Linked DNA regions of Homo sapiens: region 2 is linked to region 1. A link is an interaction called in ENCODE POLR2A ChIA-PET data of the cell type or tissue named here. Cell type or tissue: K562. All regions are shown on one strand. Each heading gives the region's core, and the rest is flanking DNA. Links, peaks and the distances in the headings are about the cores only.

Region 1 (8,323 bases), core at 85-8,084:
TTTTTTGAGATGGCGTTTCACTCTTGTTGCTCAGGCTGGAGTGCAACGGTGCAATCTTGGCTCACTGCAACCTCCGCCTCCCGGGTTCAAGCAATTCTCCTTTCTCAGCCCCCCAAGTAGCTGGGATTACAGGCATGCACCACCACACCCGGCTAATGTTGTATTTTTAGTAGAGATGGGGTTTCTCCATGTTGGTCAGGCTGGTCTCAAACTCCTGACCTCAGGTAATCCGCCTGCCTCGGCCTCCCAAAGTGCCGGGATTATAGGCATGAGCCACCGAGCCCGGCCGGCACCCTCCAGTGTTTCTGAGCCTGCTGTGTTCACACTGTTCACCTCCTCCTCACCTGACAGAGCTTCCCTTGATGGATTCCCAGGGAGTCATGGTAGACATGGATAGAGCATGTCCACAGGCTCCACGCATACCTCGCCAGAGTTCTTGTTCTATGACATCGTCCTCTGTCTCCCTCACTAGACCATAAGCTCCTTGGGGAGAGAAAATCTGTCTTATTTATTGTTGAATCCCCAATACCTAGCATGATTCTTGGTACATAGGGGACTTGAAATACATTTTGGTTGAATGAATAGAAGAATGAATGCCTGCCTCTGGGAAGATTTCCCTTTTTTTATTTTTGAGACAGAGTTTCACTCTTGTTGCCCAGGCTGGAGTGCAATGGTGCGATCTCAGTTCACTGCAACCTTCACCTCCCGGGTTCAAGCGATTCTCCTGTCTCAGCCTCCCAAGTAGCTGAGATTACAGGCATAAGCCATCATGCTCGGCTAATTTTGTATTTTTAGTAGAGATGGGGTTTCACCATGTTGGTCAGGCTGGTCTCAAACTCCTGACCTCAGGTGATCCACCCACCTTGGCCTCCCAAAGGGCTGGGATTACAGGTGTGAGCCACTGCGCCCGGCTAGGCTTCCCTTAATATGACCTAGTTCTGTCCCTATGAACAAAGACATGTTAATTTACATTCCTAGGGAGATGACATTGTAAGAATTTTTAAACGAGTGCTTTCAGTTTGAGGTTTTTTCTGCCCATTAGATTATAATTTGTGAAACTGTTTCCTCTGTAGTTTTTGCTTCTTGACAAAAGAGAAGCAAATTTTTCCTTACCTTTTCCTTTTCCAAGTCTGCAGTGTCTAATTCCTACCCCGCTTCCTACAAAACACATCCTAACCCTTGGAAACTCATAAGCTTGTTTCTCTTAGCAATAAAAACCTAAGGAATCTGAAATATATTCATAATAAAGTTATAAAGCACTCACGAAGTTTAATGTCTGCAAGTCTCCCTACAGAGTACCCCCATATGTGCATCTTGACAGAAGACCATGTCCAAAGCCAAGGCGCTTTTAAGTGACAGTATTCTCCATAAAATCACAAAGAGTAACACAAGGCTGGGTGTCGTGGCTCACGCCTGTAATCCCAGGCGCCTCGCGAGGCAGATGGATCACCTGAGGTCAGGAGTTCGAGACCAGCCTGGCCAACATGGTGAAACGTCTTCTACTAAAAATACAAAAAGTAGCCGGGTATGGTAGCGCAAGCCTGTAATTCCAGCTACTTCGGAGGCTGAGGCATGAGAATTGCTTGAACCCGGGAGGCAGCGGTTGCAGTTAGTGGGGATAGCAGCCACTGCACTCCAGCCTGGGCGACACAGTGAGACTCCGTCTCAAAAAAACAAAAAAAATTAAAAACAAAAAAAAAGCAACACGATAGAAACAACTCCTTCTTATAGGCCTGCCTGAGTTTTATTTCCTGCCCTCCCCAATCACCCACCCTAGGTGCTTTGACAGGCAATTCGCGCTGTCTGGCACGCAGAAGCAGACGCCAAAATAAAAACAAAAACAAATTTTAAAAAAAAATTTGTTAAAAAGAAGGGGTTAGACTGGGCCCAAAGTTCTCCCCTCTCCCCCAAAGATCCACGAAGTGACCATTTCTCCGCGCCCCTGGGTCCCCACTCTCTCCCGTAAAAAGCCAGCTCACGCACCCTGCAGCGCTGCCAAGATCCCCACGATGCCTGTCCCCGCACCCAGTTCGATCACCTTCTTGCCTCGGAAATCCACATTTTGACTCTCGAAATAATTGCACAGGCTCAGGGCCTACGGGAGAAAAGACAGAGAAAAAGACAGTCGTGAGGATGGCTCCATATGGGAGAGGCGGAGTCCGGGATCTGGACCTCCCACGGACCCTCACCCGGCGCAGCCCATTCCTCACCGCGTCCCACACGCGCGCCGCCACCCCGAGGCGGGACCCAAAGTTCTGCGTGATGGTCAGCACATGCCCACAGAAACAGAACTGGCTCTTCTCCGAGTAAGAGTCTGCAAAGAGCCCGACCTCCCGCGGGAACACCGATTCCGACTCAGATTCGGGATCTGGGCCGGGGTCCGCCATCCGGCCCGCCAAGGGAGTGCCTGGGCACCGCGGCCGGCGCTCAGATCCCGGATCCGGAGCGGGGTAGAGGCTGGGGGCCGCGAGCCGTCGTGGTGTCCCTGTGGAACGAGCCCCGCCTCCCTGAGTTTGCCCTCCTTCCTCCAGTTCGATTTCCTGGAGGTGGAATGAGGAGCTGCCCCTCCCGCCCCGGCCCCGAGCGCACACTCGACGAAACCCACACGGGACCACAAGAGTCAGACCGGGCGGACTGGTCCGAGACCAGGAGTAAGGGGACAGGAGCGAGGACTGATGCCACTGTAGAAGGCGAGGTCTCTAGACCCCTCTCACCTGTGGGGTGCACAGGTGCCTGCAACCAGGATGGTAACCCAGACCAGGCAGAAGCAAGCTAAGAGAAAACGTTGGGTCCCTGGGCCTGGCCTCGCCCTCCCAGTTGGAGGCTAACGGTGCGGAGGTTCCCTCCAGCACTCGCTCCTTACAGCCCTCCCCACCTAGCCCAGCCCAGCCCAGCCCAGCCCAGCTGAATTTGCTCTTGGGTCTTTAAGGGGCGGGAACTGCCACCAACGCGCATGGCTGCGTCATTAACTTGCGCCTCTGGCCTGCGCCTCCACGTGGATTTGGTAGAGAAACCCCGGACTGGGATCATGGCAGCCGAGACTCGGAACGTGGCCGGAGCAGAGGCCCCACCGCCCCAGAAGCGCTACTACCGGCAACGTGCTCACTCCAACCCCATGGCGGACCACACGCTGCGCTAGTGAGGAGTGGGCAGAGGGAGAGAGAGGAGGGCGGGATTCTCAAAGCAGCCGGGAGAGCAGTTGTGCTGCAACTGCTGGGAGGATTTGGGGTAGACCCGGGAGGATCAGATGGGTGACGTCAGTTTTTGGGGGTGGGACCGGGAGATTCGACCGAGAGAGGAGTTGGCGGGTTGAGAGTGGGCGTGGCGTTCGGGCCTAAGTCTGGGTAGCGGTGCTAAGTTTGGGAAGAGAAATAAATTGTTACTGAGACTGAAGTGATAGAGGCAGAATGTCGTTTCCATCTTTTGCTTTTGTTTGTTGGATTTAATAAAAAGGCAAACATATACACAATCCTGCCCGCACCTTACCTTACCTTCCCTCCCCGCAGAGCACAAACACAAAGTAGGATCCCAGTGCATTAGGCAGCCAGTCTCGGGAGAAGGGGAACTTGTGCCCCAGAAAGGGCAGTTACCCGGCCAGGGTCACATCAACCGCCAGAAGTGGAGTTGGGCAGGTCAGCGTTTATGGGCCTCATGATGGTCCTATGATTCACACTGGGAGTTAAGGGTGGTTTCCATTGTCCCTCTTAGAGGCCACAGGGCCCAGTGTTACAGAATTTTTGAGAAACCCTCCTCCCTTTTACCTCCCACCCTCACCCACCCACACACTCTCACAGTACCACTTCTGCAATGGTGTGACCAACCTTCTCATGCTTCTTATGTCTTCTTTCCAATAGCCCTGTGAAGCCAGAGGAGATGGACTGGTCTGAGCTATACCCAGAGTTCTTCGCTCCACTCACTCAAAATCAGAGCCACGATGACCCAAAGGATAAGAAAGAAAAGAGAGCTCAGGCCCAAGTGGAGTTTGCAGACATAGGCTGTGGCTATGGTGGCCTGTTAGGTAACACTCAGGCCCTCTTTTTGGGGTGAGAAGAGGCCTAGTAGCTTCTGCTGCCTCAGCAACTTTTGTGGGGGGTCATAATTGGCCTTTCCCCTTTCGTCCAGACACTGGTGACATCAGCATGGAGAGGCTCCACCTACCCTCTACTCTGGGTCTGTGACCTTTGCCCTGGAGAGTGGAGGGGGCTGCCTCAAATGCTTCTTAAAACCTGGGTTGTCCTTTCTGGCGTCAATCCCTACATGAGCCATTTCATCTGCCAGGTTCCGGGTCAGTGAGCTGGTCAGCACAAGCATCAGAGATTAGCCGTTGTGGCCAGTGATCCTGAACTGTCTTTTCTCAGAGATTCTACCATCTCCCCTCCCCTTTGCCCCTCCCTCGCCAGATCTCATTCCTTCTGCCCCACTCTCCTGTTTTTTGGGTTCCTCTTGTATTGTCTGTATTGTCCCACCCATGCATGCCAAGCCACTCCCTATTTTTAGATCTTCCCAAACAGATAACAGCCTGATAGAGAAGAAGAGCATGGTACATAGAGGCAGAAAACCTTGGTTTAAGGTCCAGTTCTGCCTGGGCACAGTGGCTCACACCTGTAATCCCAACACTTTGGGAGGCTGAGGCAGGTGGACCACTTGAGGCCAGGAGTTCAAGACCAGCTACTCAGGAGGCTGAGGCAGGAGAATTACTTGAACCTGGGAGGCAGAGATTGCAGTGAGCCAAGATTGTGCCACTGCACTCCAGCCTGGGTGACAGAGCAAGACTCCATCTCAAATAAATAAGTTCCAGTTCTGCCCCTTCTTAACTCTATGATCTTCGGCATATCTGACCCTCAGTTTCCTTATCTTCACAATTTACCACAGAGTGTTATAAGGATGAAATAACACAATGTGTGAAAACACTGTGGAAAACTCTAAAGCAATGGCAAATATACATGTATCCTCAGCCCTCCCATTCTGGTCCTGGTGACAATTTTCATTTCTCCCCCCGCCTCTTGAGCATAAAACTATCCATATATGTATCTCTGTCCTCTCTTGCCGTTCTGGACTTTGGTAGTTGCAGGTTGAGGCTTCCTTTCCTGTGTTGACCCCTTTGCACTTCCTACAAGTATATGGTTGATGATTCCATTGCTATTTCTGTGTGCAGTGGAACTGTCACCGCTGTTCCCAGACACACTTATTCTGGGTCTGGAGATCCGGGTGAAGGTCTCAGACTATGTACAAGACCGGATTCGGGCCCTACGCGCAGCTCCTGCAGGTGGCTTCCAGAACATCGCCTGTCTCCGTAGCAATGCCATGAAGCACCTTCCTAACTTCTTCTACAAGGGCCAGGTGGGGAGGGGCCCTGGTGGGTTAGGCTGGTAGGCAGGTGGGGGCATGGAGGCCAGGCTCTCACAACCCTGTTGGTGTGTGTCTGTCTCACAGCTGACAAAGATGTTCTTCCTCTTCCCCGACCCACATTTCAAGCGGACAAAGCACAAGTGGCGAATCATCAGTCCCACCCTGCTAGCAGAATATGCCTACGTGCTAAGAGTTGGGGTGAGTTGGGATCGGAGGGATGATGGGGTGAGTGGCCTACTCAGGGGCCCTTCACTAAGAATTCAGTGGGGGTGCATTTAGGGACTCACACCACCACTTCCTTCATCTGGCTGCTGACGTTGCATGCAGCCTCCTGTCTAGGGTGATTTTGCCTATGCAGGGGCTGGTGTATACCATAACCGATGTGCTGGAGCTACACGACTGGATGTGCACTCATTTCGAAGAGCACCCACTGTTTGAGCGTGTGCCTCTGGAGGACCTGGTGAGTAGGGGACCTAGAGGAGGTGGAGGCCCTTTCCAGAGTGGTTCTGTATTTGGACTTAACTCAGTGCCAGGAGGATGGGATAGGTGTCTAAGGGCCAGGGGCAGTCTGAACAGTGGGCAAGGACTTATTGGACCCTTCCTTCTCCCAGAGTGAAGACCCCGTTGTGGGACATCTAGGCACCTCAACTGAGGAGGGGAAGAAAGTTCTACGTAATGGAGGGAAGAATTTCCCAGCCATCTTCCGAAGAATACAAGATCCCGTCCTCCAGGCAGTGACCTCCCAAACCAGCCTGCCTGGTCACTGACTGCTTACTCTACCTTAGCTGGACCTCGTCTCCCAGGGATTAGAGAAAAGAGCAGGAGTCCTGGGTCTTCCCAGTTGAGACTGCTGGAGCTGAGACACAGTACTCTCTTAAAGAAGGTGGGGAGCTGCCCAGGGCAGAACCCACTGGTGTTCATGACTACCCCTGGCTCCTCTCACCTTGTCCCTCCACTGCCAACAGAAAACAAAGCAGCTGACTGAGATGGTCAAAGGACTTTGGACCATAGGGGATCTTTGGAAGGCTGTGGGGTCTTGCTCTTCCTTAGCACTCCTTTCTCCTTGTGAGATCTCTCCTCAGCTGGAATGAGGAATGTAGTCCATCTAAACTGCTTGCTAGGCTCAATTACCACTTCTGTTTGCTTTGTGGATCCTGGGATAACATGTATATGTGTACACATGCCTATTCTGCCATTTCTCAGGAAAGGGTGGAGTATGTATCATATGCCTTCTACCATCCTCCTGTCCTCTCCCTGCGTAAGACTTGACCTGGGGAATCTGTGTTCCCTAAGTGTTGTCTCTGGAGAGTCCTTGGGAAGGTGTGGGGGTGGAGACCCTCTCCTTTTTCACATTGACCTTCAATTCCAGAACTTCAGAGCTAGCTGACTGGCACAGAGCCTGATAGAGTTGCAGTGGGGAATGAGGGAGTAAGGAGCAGAGAGGTAAACTGTGGGAGATTCTTTTATTTTAATTTTTTTTAGAGACAGGCCCTCTCTCTGTTGCCTAGGCTGGAGTGCAGTGGTACAATCATAACTCACTGCAGCCTTGACCTCCCGGGCTCATGTAATCCACCTCAGCCTCTCAAGGCACTACAGGCATACGCCACCATGCCTGGCTAATTTTTGTATTTTTTGTAGAGACAGTTCCACTATGTTGCCCAGGCTGGTCTCAGACTCCTGAGCTCAAGCAGTCTGCCCACCTTAGCCTCCCAAAGTGTTGGGATTACAGTCATGAGCTGCCGTGCCCAGCCTAATTTTTAAACTTCTTCTGTAGAGACAGTCTTGCTATGTTGCTCAAGCTTGTCTCAACCTCCTGGCCTCATGCCATCCTCCTGCCTCAGCCTCCCAAAGTGCTGGGATTATAGGCATGAGCCACCACAGGATTCTGAGGCTAAAAGTAGAAAGGAGCTGCTAACCAGAAAGCCCCCCAGAGGAGACCGAGTCAGCTGGGGAATTAGAACATCCACATCCATTTAGCTCCTCTAACACCCCACAGACAATCTCTGAACTTAACTAATGTACAAAAAGTTTCATTTCTGCTTCTCAAGCCCCAAATTCCCATGTCTGGAAGGAGGGGGCTTGTATACCCAAGAGACCCCCTTATCCTCAAGAAAGAAAGATGGAGGTTCTAGGAGCCATTTTAGCCCATTAACCCACCTGCCATCTGCCCAGTATATGTTAGGTACAGGAGGAGGGGGAGGTGTGGCTAGTGCAGGAAAATAATGCAGAGAAGATACAACCCACTAAGCCAAGAATGTGGGGACAGTTACAGCTGTGCCTCCCCTGCTTCCCTTCCTGGAGGAGCTGAAAGATGGGGAATTCCTGAGGATGGGCCTAAAGGGGCTGGGCTCACTGGTAGAAGTGGGAATATCAGAGACTGACTAGTGTAGCTTGGTCACCTAGTCCCTACTAAAAAGCCTTATAGCCTTTCCTAGGATGAGACTTTGAGGCTCCTAGACAAAGGCACTCTCCCAGGAGGAAAATCTTAGGCCCTCCCTCCCATGAGGGTCATTGCAACATGAGACCCAAGGGAGTTGTGAAGTCAGCCCCAGCCCCGCCTACTGTTCCTGGGTGCTAATCCCCAGCACAGACCACTCAGGAGGAGGGATTGGCTGAGGAGCTTGGAGAGGGGGCGTCATCACCTCACCCAAAGGTTAAATAGGGGTTGAGATATGATGCTCAGGAGAAGCGCTTTCTTTCGCGAGCACCCTGAACCAGACCATGACCCAGACCCTCAAGTACGCCTCCAGAGTGTTCCATCGCGTCCGCTGGGCGCCCGAGTTGGGCGCCTCCCTAGGCTACCGAGAGTACCACTCAGCACGCCGGAGCTTGGCAGACATCCCAGGCCCCTCTACGCCCAGCTTTCTGGCCGAACTTTTCTGCAAGGGGGGGCTGTCGAGGCTACACGAGCTGCAGGTAGGAAGGGACGCCTTTCCCGAGACAGAGTGCTGGGGAAACTGGTTTTGACAGCGTC
Region 2 (8,323 bases), core at 146-8,145, 220 kb after region 1:
ATATAGTTTATGATATATAATCTTATTAAAATTAACATATGTATATATGTAGAAAAAACACTGGAAAAATACATCAAATTATTATTAATAACAGTGCTTCTTTGGGGTGGTAAGATATTGGGTGATTTTTAGCTTCTTCGGTGTCCTTTCCTTTGTCTTGAACTTTGTTAACAATTAAAATGTATTAGTGTTGTAATTACATTATTTTTAATATTATTAAAGAAAAATCTACCTTAATTTTGAATTGTAATTAATTTTAAATTGTAATCTACCTCAATGTTTCTCCCACCCAGTGGCCAAGAAACAGAAACAAGCAAAATATGTCTATCTCAAGCCAATGCCTCTCATCTTTTTTTTTTTAATTTCCTTTTTCCTTTATTATGTGACATAAGACTTATTGACTTCGTATCAGCATTTAAGTATGTTAACTTTATATAATAGCATTTGGGTTGGGGATTGGTGCATTTCCGGTTGTACGAAGGATAGTTGTATTATATTAGGCGCATAATTATGACCTTATTATTGTCCTTATTTGAAGATTTGTACGATCTCAGGAGATGTGTATGGGTTCAAGTTGATGAGGGGTGGAATTGTGATGGTTAATACTGAGTGTCAACTTGACTGGACTGAATGATGCAAAGTATTGATCCTGGGTGTGTCTGTGAGGGTGTTGCCAAAGGATATTAACATATGAGTCAGTGGACTGGGAAAGGCAGATCCACCCTTAATCTGGGTGGGCATCATTTAATCAACTGCCAGTGCAGCCAGAATATAAAACAGGCAGAAAAATGTGAAAAGATGAGACTGGCTTTCTCATCTCTTTCCCACCAACAATCTCTATCCATGCTTCATGAAGCCAGGCACCCAGCCAAAGGGGATTAAATGTAACTCTCAAGCCAATCTTGCCCCTCCCCTCCCCCCACAAACACATGGGCACCAACACACCAACCACCCCACCCCAGCCCCCACACACACTCCCTCAAAACATTCCCAGTTACAGGATCTAGAAGGCTCCACAGACGCATTAAAATGGAGAGCGCTCTCCAAATGCTGAAGCCAATTATAGCCCCTTTTCATCAGGAACCCCTTTACATCAGTCTAGGCTGGGAAGAAAGAAAAGAGCAGAGAGGGAAGAAGGAAGAGATTCTCAGATCTGAGTCTAAAAGATACCCAAGAGTGGGCTGGGCGCGGTGGCTCACATCTGTAATCCCAGCACTTTGGGAGGCCGAGGCGGGTGGATCACGAGGTCAGGAGATCGAGACCATCCTGGCTAACACGGTGAAACCCCGTCTCCACTAAAAATACAAAAAATTAGCCGGGCGTGGTGGCAGGCGCCTGTAGTCCCAGCTGCTTGGGAGGCTGAGGCAGAAGAATGGCGTGAACCCGGAAGGCGGAGTTTCCAGTGAGCCGAGATCGCGCCACTGCACTCCAGCCTGGGTGACAGAGCGAGACTCCGTCTGAAAAAAAAAAAAGATACCCAAGAGCTAAAAATTGGTGCATTTAGTAATCTCCTGAGCAGGGAAAGCCATGTGACATGAGATATGATTTCAGGAGTTCTGGGAAGGCCTGCTACCTACTTCTGTATTCTTGGCTGGGCTCTAAAATTCCAAGCCTGGCTCTTTATGTCTTTAAGTTGTTTATTCCTTTTAAAATGTAAATTTGTTTTTTCTTTTTTTTCTTTCTTTCTTTTTCTTTTTTTTTTTTTTTTGAGATAGAGTTTCACTCTTTCGCCCAGGCTGGAGTGCAGCAGCATGATCTTGGCTCACTGCAACCTTCGCCTCCCAGGTTCAAGCGATTCTCCTGCCTCAGCCTTCCGAGTAGCTGGGATTACAGGCGCCCACCACCACGCCCGGCTAATTTTTATATTTTCAGTACAGACAGGGTTTCACCATGTTGGCCATGCTGGTGTCGAACTCCTGACCTTGTTATCCACCCGCCTCTGTCTCCCAAAGTGCTGAGATTATAGGCGTGAGCCACCGTGCCCAGCCAATTTGTTTTTTTAATTTTTATTTATTTATTTATTTTTGAGACGGAGTCTTGCTCTGTTGCCCAGGCTGGAGTGCAGTGGCAAGATCTCGGCTCACTGCAACCTCCGCCTCCCAGGTTCAAGCAATTCTCCTGCATCAGCCTCCTGAGTAGCTGGGACTACAGGCAGCCACCACCATGCTCGGCTAAGTTTTGTACATTTCTTTTAATTTTCTATTGATTATACTCAGGATGAATTAATTTTGCCTGATTTTTTTTTCATTACTGCTCCTTGTACAGCAGGGCTAACCCATGGGCAATGTGCCTAGAGAAAAGTGATCTTTTCATGAAAATAACTAGACCAGTGGTCTTCCACTTTTCCTGCCCATAGACATGGGAAGCACCACCATTATTTACAGCTCTCATAACACACAATACTCTGAATCAGACTGTAGTATGTTGTGGGAGGTTCCTTATCAGAATCTGGGGGAGTATATAGATAGTTAGCAAAAGCCATATCTGATGTTCCTCTCCCCTGCCTCTGCGCAGGCCACTCCATGGGCTATGGATCACAACCTTGATCCAGATTTTCTTGAAGGCAGGGATTCCCTTTAAATCCCCAACACCAAACACAGTCCCTGGCCTATAGGATGCTGATGTAGTTTGGATGTTTGTCCCCTCCAAATCTCATGTTGACATTTGATCCCCATTGTTGGAGGTGGGGCATGGTGGGAAGTGCTTGGCTCAAGGAGGTAAATCCCTGATGAGTGGCTTGGTGCCTTCCCCATGGTAATGAGTGAGTTATCGCTTTATGAGTTCATGTGAGAGCTGGCTGTTAAAAAGAGCTTGGCACCTCTTGCTCTCCCTCTTTTTCCCTCTCTCGCCATGTGATTCCTGCTCCCTCTTTGCCTCCCACCATGACTGGAAGCTTCCTGAGGCCCTCATCAGAGCAGATGCTGGTGCCATGCTTCTTGTACAGCCTGCAGAACTGTTAGCCAAATATATCTCTTTTCTTTATAAATTACCCAGCCTGGGGTATTCCTTTATAGCAACATATAGAGGACTATGACAGATGCTCTTCATAAATATTTGTTGACTAAACATAGATATTGACAAGGAAGGGAGCAAGAAGATACTTGGGATCTGGAGGTTTGCATGAAACAATTAGTAAAAAGGAAAAGTGTTACCCACTTCCCAATTTTGTCAAAGCTAGCTTGTGGGGAGATAGCATATAAAATAGTGATAATATCTAACTCTTATTGAGGGTTTACTGTGTGCCTGCCATGTTACAAAGCAGTTTATATGCATTATCTCATTTAATGTTCACAGTAATCCTAGGACATAGATACTATTATTATTACCACTTTATAGATGACGAAACAGGCTCAAAGAGGTCAGGTAGCTTCCCCACAGTCACATGGCTGAGAAATGGTAGAGCACAGTTTCAAATTCAAGCAATCTGATTCCAGACCCACACTGCAAAGTGATCCAAGAACTGAAATGCCAACACTGTGTCAGAGCCTTATCAAGGCTTTTTCTTCCCCTACTCCATATCCCCCCTCCTCACATTTGGGCATTTTTCCAAGTATTTCCAGACAGAACTAAAGCCTTTCATCACTCCCTTTTTCCAACCTCAATCCCATTTTCAGAAGTATGTAATTCTGCCACCCACCCTCTCTACCTCCAGGTAATCGAAGACTCTGTGAGTTGTTAATGAGAAATAGTCACAGAGTCCCTCCTCCTCTTAGAAATGTCGCCGAAATCCAATCTCTCTCCCACCCCCAGCAGTCTAAGTGCTCCTTATAGCCTTCTCTGAAGGGCCTCTCTTCAGAGTCCCACAGTCCAGGGTTCTTTGTTCTCTTTTAATTTAATCACACTCCGAGCCTCCCTGGTGTCTCCTCTTCCATTTGTGTATCCCAGCACCTTTCTGTACTTTTCTATCATGTGTGCTGACTGAAGCTAATTGGGGCTGGGGGTTTAAGATCAGGGGTCCAAAGATGACCAACCTGTTCAACCCTCAGTAAAGCACTTGGTATAAGCTGAACTTCAAGTGCCAGGCCTGATTTCCATAGTGACACCCGTGGGGATTGTTGCCATGGTAATGCTGGAGAGACACTGGCCACAATGAACGTTACTTCTCGTCTCCATTTTTCTTTATGAGACTCCCCCAAAGCAAAGGACAGCCCTGCTCCCCACTTCAGATATCAAATCCCAGGCCACCCCAAACAATACTGATTCTGCTCCAATAACCCTGCAGGTCCCAACCTAGCTTTGCCAAGTGAGGTACACAATGGTCCTAGTTTCTTGCATTAAGAACCCACTTAACCATTGGGAGACCTGAGGGAGGTAGCTGTGTACACTTGAATGAAGGGGAAAGAGAAAGAGTGTGTGTGTGTATGTATGTGTTTCTTCACTGTCATCCCTCCCACATCTGGTACAGATGCAGCAGTCCAGACAGCAGGCACTGGGACACTGCTGAGAAAGACCAAGGCAGAGGAAGACAGACACTTAAATGGGTCTGGCGAAAAAGTCACACTGGATTCTGAGTGTGCAAAAGCAAAACAAGATGGGCACCACACACAGACGGTGACCCAGACACCCTTCTGCTATGACTCAGGCCATTAACTTTGGCTAAGCCCCATCCCCCAGGTTCCTGGAAGAAGTCAGAGGAGTAGGGGAGAAAAAAGGCACACAGAGCTGTCTCTCCAGCTTATTCTCCTACCCTCTAACAAGCAGAACAAAGCCCACGAACAGAAGGGACTCTGAAGCTCAGCGCTGGCCGCAGTGCTGCAGAGGCGAAGGGGAGAGCAGTCACAGGAAGGAGTAGGGGCTGCATTGGGAAAGATTATCTCTCCCACCTTCACTCTTCCCGCACCTTCCTAGACATCCTGAAGCAGCCTCCCCCATTAATTCCTAAGCCAGCTCCCGACCTGGTGGGCTCCAAAAAGAGCTAGAGGGGAAAAGAGAAAAAGGAGTAGGAATTTCCTTCCCTTGTTGGGACCCTCAAGGGTCTCCTAAAAATCATGTCTCCTGTAGCCCTCATTCCCTAAATGATGAATGAATATTAAGTCTGAAAAAGCAAACTCCAAGGATGTTGCCTAAGACAAAATGGCCCCCCCGTAAGCATTTATCTTCAAGTGAGAGATTGACAGGGAGGGCTAGGGTGAGGGAAGATACGAGCAAGACAAAGGTACAGCCCTACAGATATCAGGCAAAACAGACAAGGAAGATCCAGCTGTGGAGCTGAGATGGAATCTGAATTGGCAGGGGGCCTGGGGCTTCTATTCATCTTTCCTCCTTGCCCACCTCCCACTGTGTGTCTCTCCTGTTTAGCTGGGCTAACAACAGATCGACACCACACCCCTCTTACCAACATCACCCCCTGCCCCATCCCACTATACTAGGATGGCCCAGAGAGCCTAAAGGAGTTGGTTCAGTCTTACTGGAAAAACCTCCCAGAGCAAGGAAATTGGGCCTAAAAGTTTTGCCCCCATCATCACCCTCCTCCTGTTTCTCAGCCTTTATGTCTCAGGGGGATCTGAAGCTCCAACTCTCACAACTAATGCTGGCTATCCAGGACACTCTGAGAGGGGTCCTCCAGAGTTGATCCAGGAGTTGTTTTGTGGTTGTTTTGTTTTGTTTTGTTTTGTTTTTAGCCCAGCCAGACTGAACAGACTGCAGGGCCAGCGAGGTCCCTGAAGCAAAAAGAAACAGAGGCCCTCTCCATGTGGCAAATACATACACAGAGAGAGAGAGAGAGAGAGAGAGAGAGAGAGAGACCAAAAGCATCCATTTGAGTTAACAGTGTGGGTAAGGGTGCAAGGTGGTGACAGACTGGGGCCCTTGGGGACTGGTAAGCAGGTCTCCCCCGAAGCATGTTTATTCAAAGTCCCATTCTCACTGACTCAGAAGGCCCAGGCTTCCTCCCCTTCTTTCCTTCATTCCTTTAACAAGCCTGTGTCCAGGTGCTCTGTGCCAAGCACTGTGGATAAAGATACATAAGAAGCACCTCTGACCTTGACTGCCCTCGTACATGCCCCTCCCTCCTCAAGCTAGTTTTTGTTTCCTGGCCCAGCACCCCTCAAGCCCTACAGGACTCGACCCCAGATCTTTTCTCCCCACACACAGCCTGAGGTCCCTACCAACCTCAGGGGGAGTGGGCAAGGCCTAGAATTTCCCTTTGGGCCATTACAGATAAAGGTGCAGAACAGAAACCTGGGTAGGCAATGTGATAGAAGAGATGGGAGGTTTGCAGTCACAGATTTAGGTTCAGATCCATGGATGAATAGCATGACCTTGAGAAAGTTATTCAAGTTCTTTGGGCCTCAATTTCTGCATCTGTAAAATGGAAATATTGATACTACTTCTGAATGTTGTTTTGGGGGTTAAATAATATACGTAGAGTAACAGGCCCACTGTTAATATTAGTTCCCTTAAGATATCCTCCTTGGGTAGGGCTGTCATGATGAGGTAGAGCTGGATGGCTACTTTCTATTGGATCCTCAAGAGAAAGGATGAATAAGCAGGTACTGACTAGGATCTCAGGGTTTGGGCATTTTTCTTTAGGGGGGTCAGTTGGGGAATCTGAAACCCTCTTCCTACTGTACCTGGGACCAAAAGGCAGACCTGACCTTAGGATTCCAGAGGCTCCCCCCAAGATTGGGTGTGGCATCAATGATTTCTTTCCCAGTAAACCCTGCATCAGACCTACTCCCCACAACACACACACAAAAATCCAGGCTATAACTACTTTAGGGAATGATGGAAGGTTTGGTCTTAGAGCCCACTTCCATCCACACTCTGCAGAGACCCTGGACTGCTCACCTCCCATCTAATCCACCCAAAAGTCTTCCGCCTTACCTTCCGGGAGGTGGGGGTAGAGATCTGAGCCAATAACAAAGGGAAGATGCGCTTTCTCTTGGGGAGCGGGTGGTGGAGAAGGGGAAAACATCAGAAAAACATGGGACTGGTTCTAACGGGTGGAGACGCTGCAGACAGCAGCAAAGGGGAGTTGGATCTCCCGAAGGTAGGAAAGCAGCCCCCTGCCACTCTGCAGAGACTCGGCCGCTGGCCTGGCCAGGCCACACCCAGCCATCCTGATGCAGGGGAGAGGAGGGGCTGCGGGGAAGAGGATGAAGGATGAGCGGCGGGGAGGGGGAGCAAAGGGACCAGCAGAGACTAAGGCTCTGCGGGGGGCGGGGAGATTCAGCCACCTGCCCCCTCCCCGAATTCCCTCCTGGGCGACACTCACCCCAATAACGACGCTGTCGTCCCCTTGGAAAATGGGGATGAACTTGTCTCCCCGCAGAATCTCAGCCTGGTTCAGGGGCCGGAATCGGCAGAGCACCTTGATGCTACATTCGTTGTTGGTCTCCGCCATGGTGGTAGCCGGCGTGGGGCTGGGACTCTTCTTGGGCTGCAGGGGTGGTGTGTGCTCCAGAGGAGAGGGCTCTCAGCAGAGGCCGAGGCGGAGGACAGGTGCTCAGTCTCTGGGGACAGAGTTGAGGGCGCCCGGGCGAAGCCTGGGGAGCAGGGCCGGGGCGCGCTGTCTCTCTCCTGCGGCAGCGGGATGCGGGCGACCTGGGCGTCTGGTCCTTTCGGGCTCTCTGCCTCTCCGCCCCTCGCGCTGCAGCGCCGCGCTGCGGGCCTGGGCGGGGCCGCGATGGAGGAGCGGGGGCGGGGCTCCCTCCACTGGGGACGCTGGCTCGACGTCGACCCCCGAAGGGTGGAACCTCACCGCTCCTCTCCTCCCTCCCCCACCCCTAACGTTCGGAGATAACCTTGCCCTCGACCCTTCCCCACCCAACTCACTGCATCCCACCCCTATACCCCCGACCTGTTTGTCCCTCCCTCAGACTCCACCCCCTGGAAGGGATAAGGGGACTGAGGTGGGCCTGTCGCCTGTGTAGCGAAAAGGGTCAACAGATCTCCCTCTCCCTTTATTCCAGGGCATCCCCCAACCCGTCACAGTCCTCTCTCCAAACTGGGATCACACTTCTCATTCTCCCCCTACGCCCATCCCATGCCCCACATGCACGGAAGCTGGACTCCCAACCCACTCAGCTTTCTGGGGGGACCCCTGCCTGTACTCCTATGAAGTTGGGTGTCGTGGGAGGTTCTGGCTACTCCCTTCCCCTTCCACATCCAAAGGTGCACTATACTGTCTCCCCAACGTACACACCAGGTCCCCAGTTTCAGGGAAGATAAACTCCCATTCTGGGTTATGGGAATTCAAAAGCAGATACAATACTTATTTTTGTGTCCTAGGCTGAGGATGGGAGGAAGATGGGTGGGAAACATCTTTGCAAGAGAAAGGGAGTCAGAAAGCAGTGAAGGAGGGGCAATGATGGGGATGGGT

The links. ChIA-PET counts read pairs that join two places held together with the same protein. Peaks named below come from ENCODE experiments on the same cell type or tissue, not always from the same donor. Only the 100,000 strongest peaks of a DNase experiment are listed, where the experiment ranks them.
Region 2: POLR2A ChIA-PET joins it to region 1 with 6 read pairs; 4 of 35 experiments call an interaction of 5 or more read pairs at or near these places.

The regions. Positions count from the first base shown.
Region 1 is chr12:57,766,789-57,775,111 of GRCh38, reverse strand. CYP27B1 (cytochrome P450 family 27 subfamily B member 1) reads left to right here and starts at 8,034. Exons shown (of 9, transcript NM_000785.4): 1 at 8,034-8,265. The coding sequence starts at 8,071. It overlaps METTL1 (methyltransferase 1, tRNA methylguanosine), which reads left to right and starts at 3,007. Exons shown (of 6, transcript NM_005371.6): 1 at 3,007-3,138; 2 at 3,855-4,018; 3 at 5,156-5,340; 4 at 5,434-5,547; 5 at 5,708-5,809; 6 at 5,961-6,641. The coding sequence starts at 3,029. The coding sequence ends at 6,116. EEF1AKMT3 (EEF1A lysine methyltransferase 3) reads right to left here and starts at 2,498. Exons shown (of 3, transcript NM_015433.3): 1 at 2,211-2,498; 2 at 1,984-2,095. The coding sequence starts at 2,387. RefSeq lists enhancers at 2,334-2,843, 2,974-3,263, 2,949-4,148. In K562, for the core only: no CTCF peak of the experiment used is centred there; DNase peaks (open chromatin) are centred at 2,571, 2,931, 3,261, 7,921 and 1 weaker place; H3K4me3 peaks cover 2,734 bases.
Region 2 is chr12:57,549,294-57,557,616 of GRCh38, reverse strand. It overlaps KIF5A (kinesin family member 5A), which reads right to left and starts at 7,573. Exons shown (of 29, transcript NM_004984.4): 1 at 7,217-7,573. The coding sequence starts at 7,345. RefSeq lists an enhancer at 6,646-7,238 and a silencer at 7,507-7,846. In K562, for the core only: a CTCF peak has its summit at 7,580; DNase peaks (open chromatin) are centred at 4,076, 4,586, 5,116 and 7,606; H3K4me3 peaks cover 2,804 bases.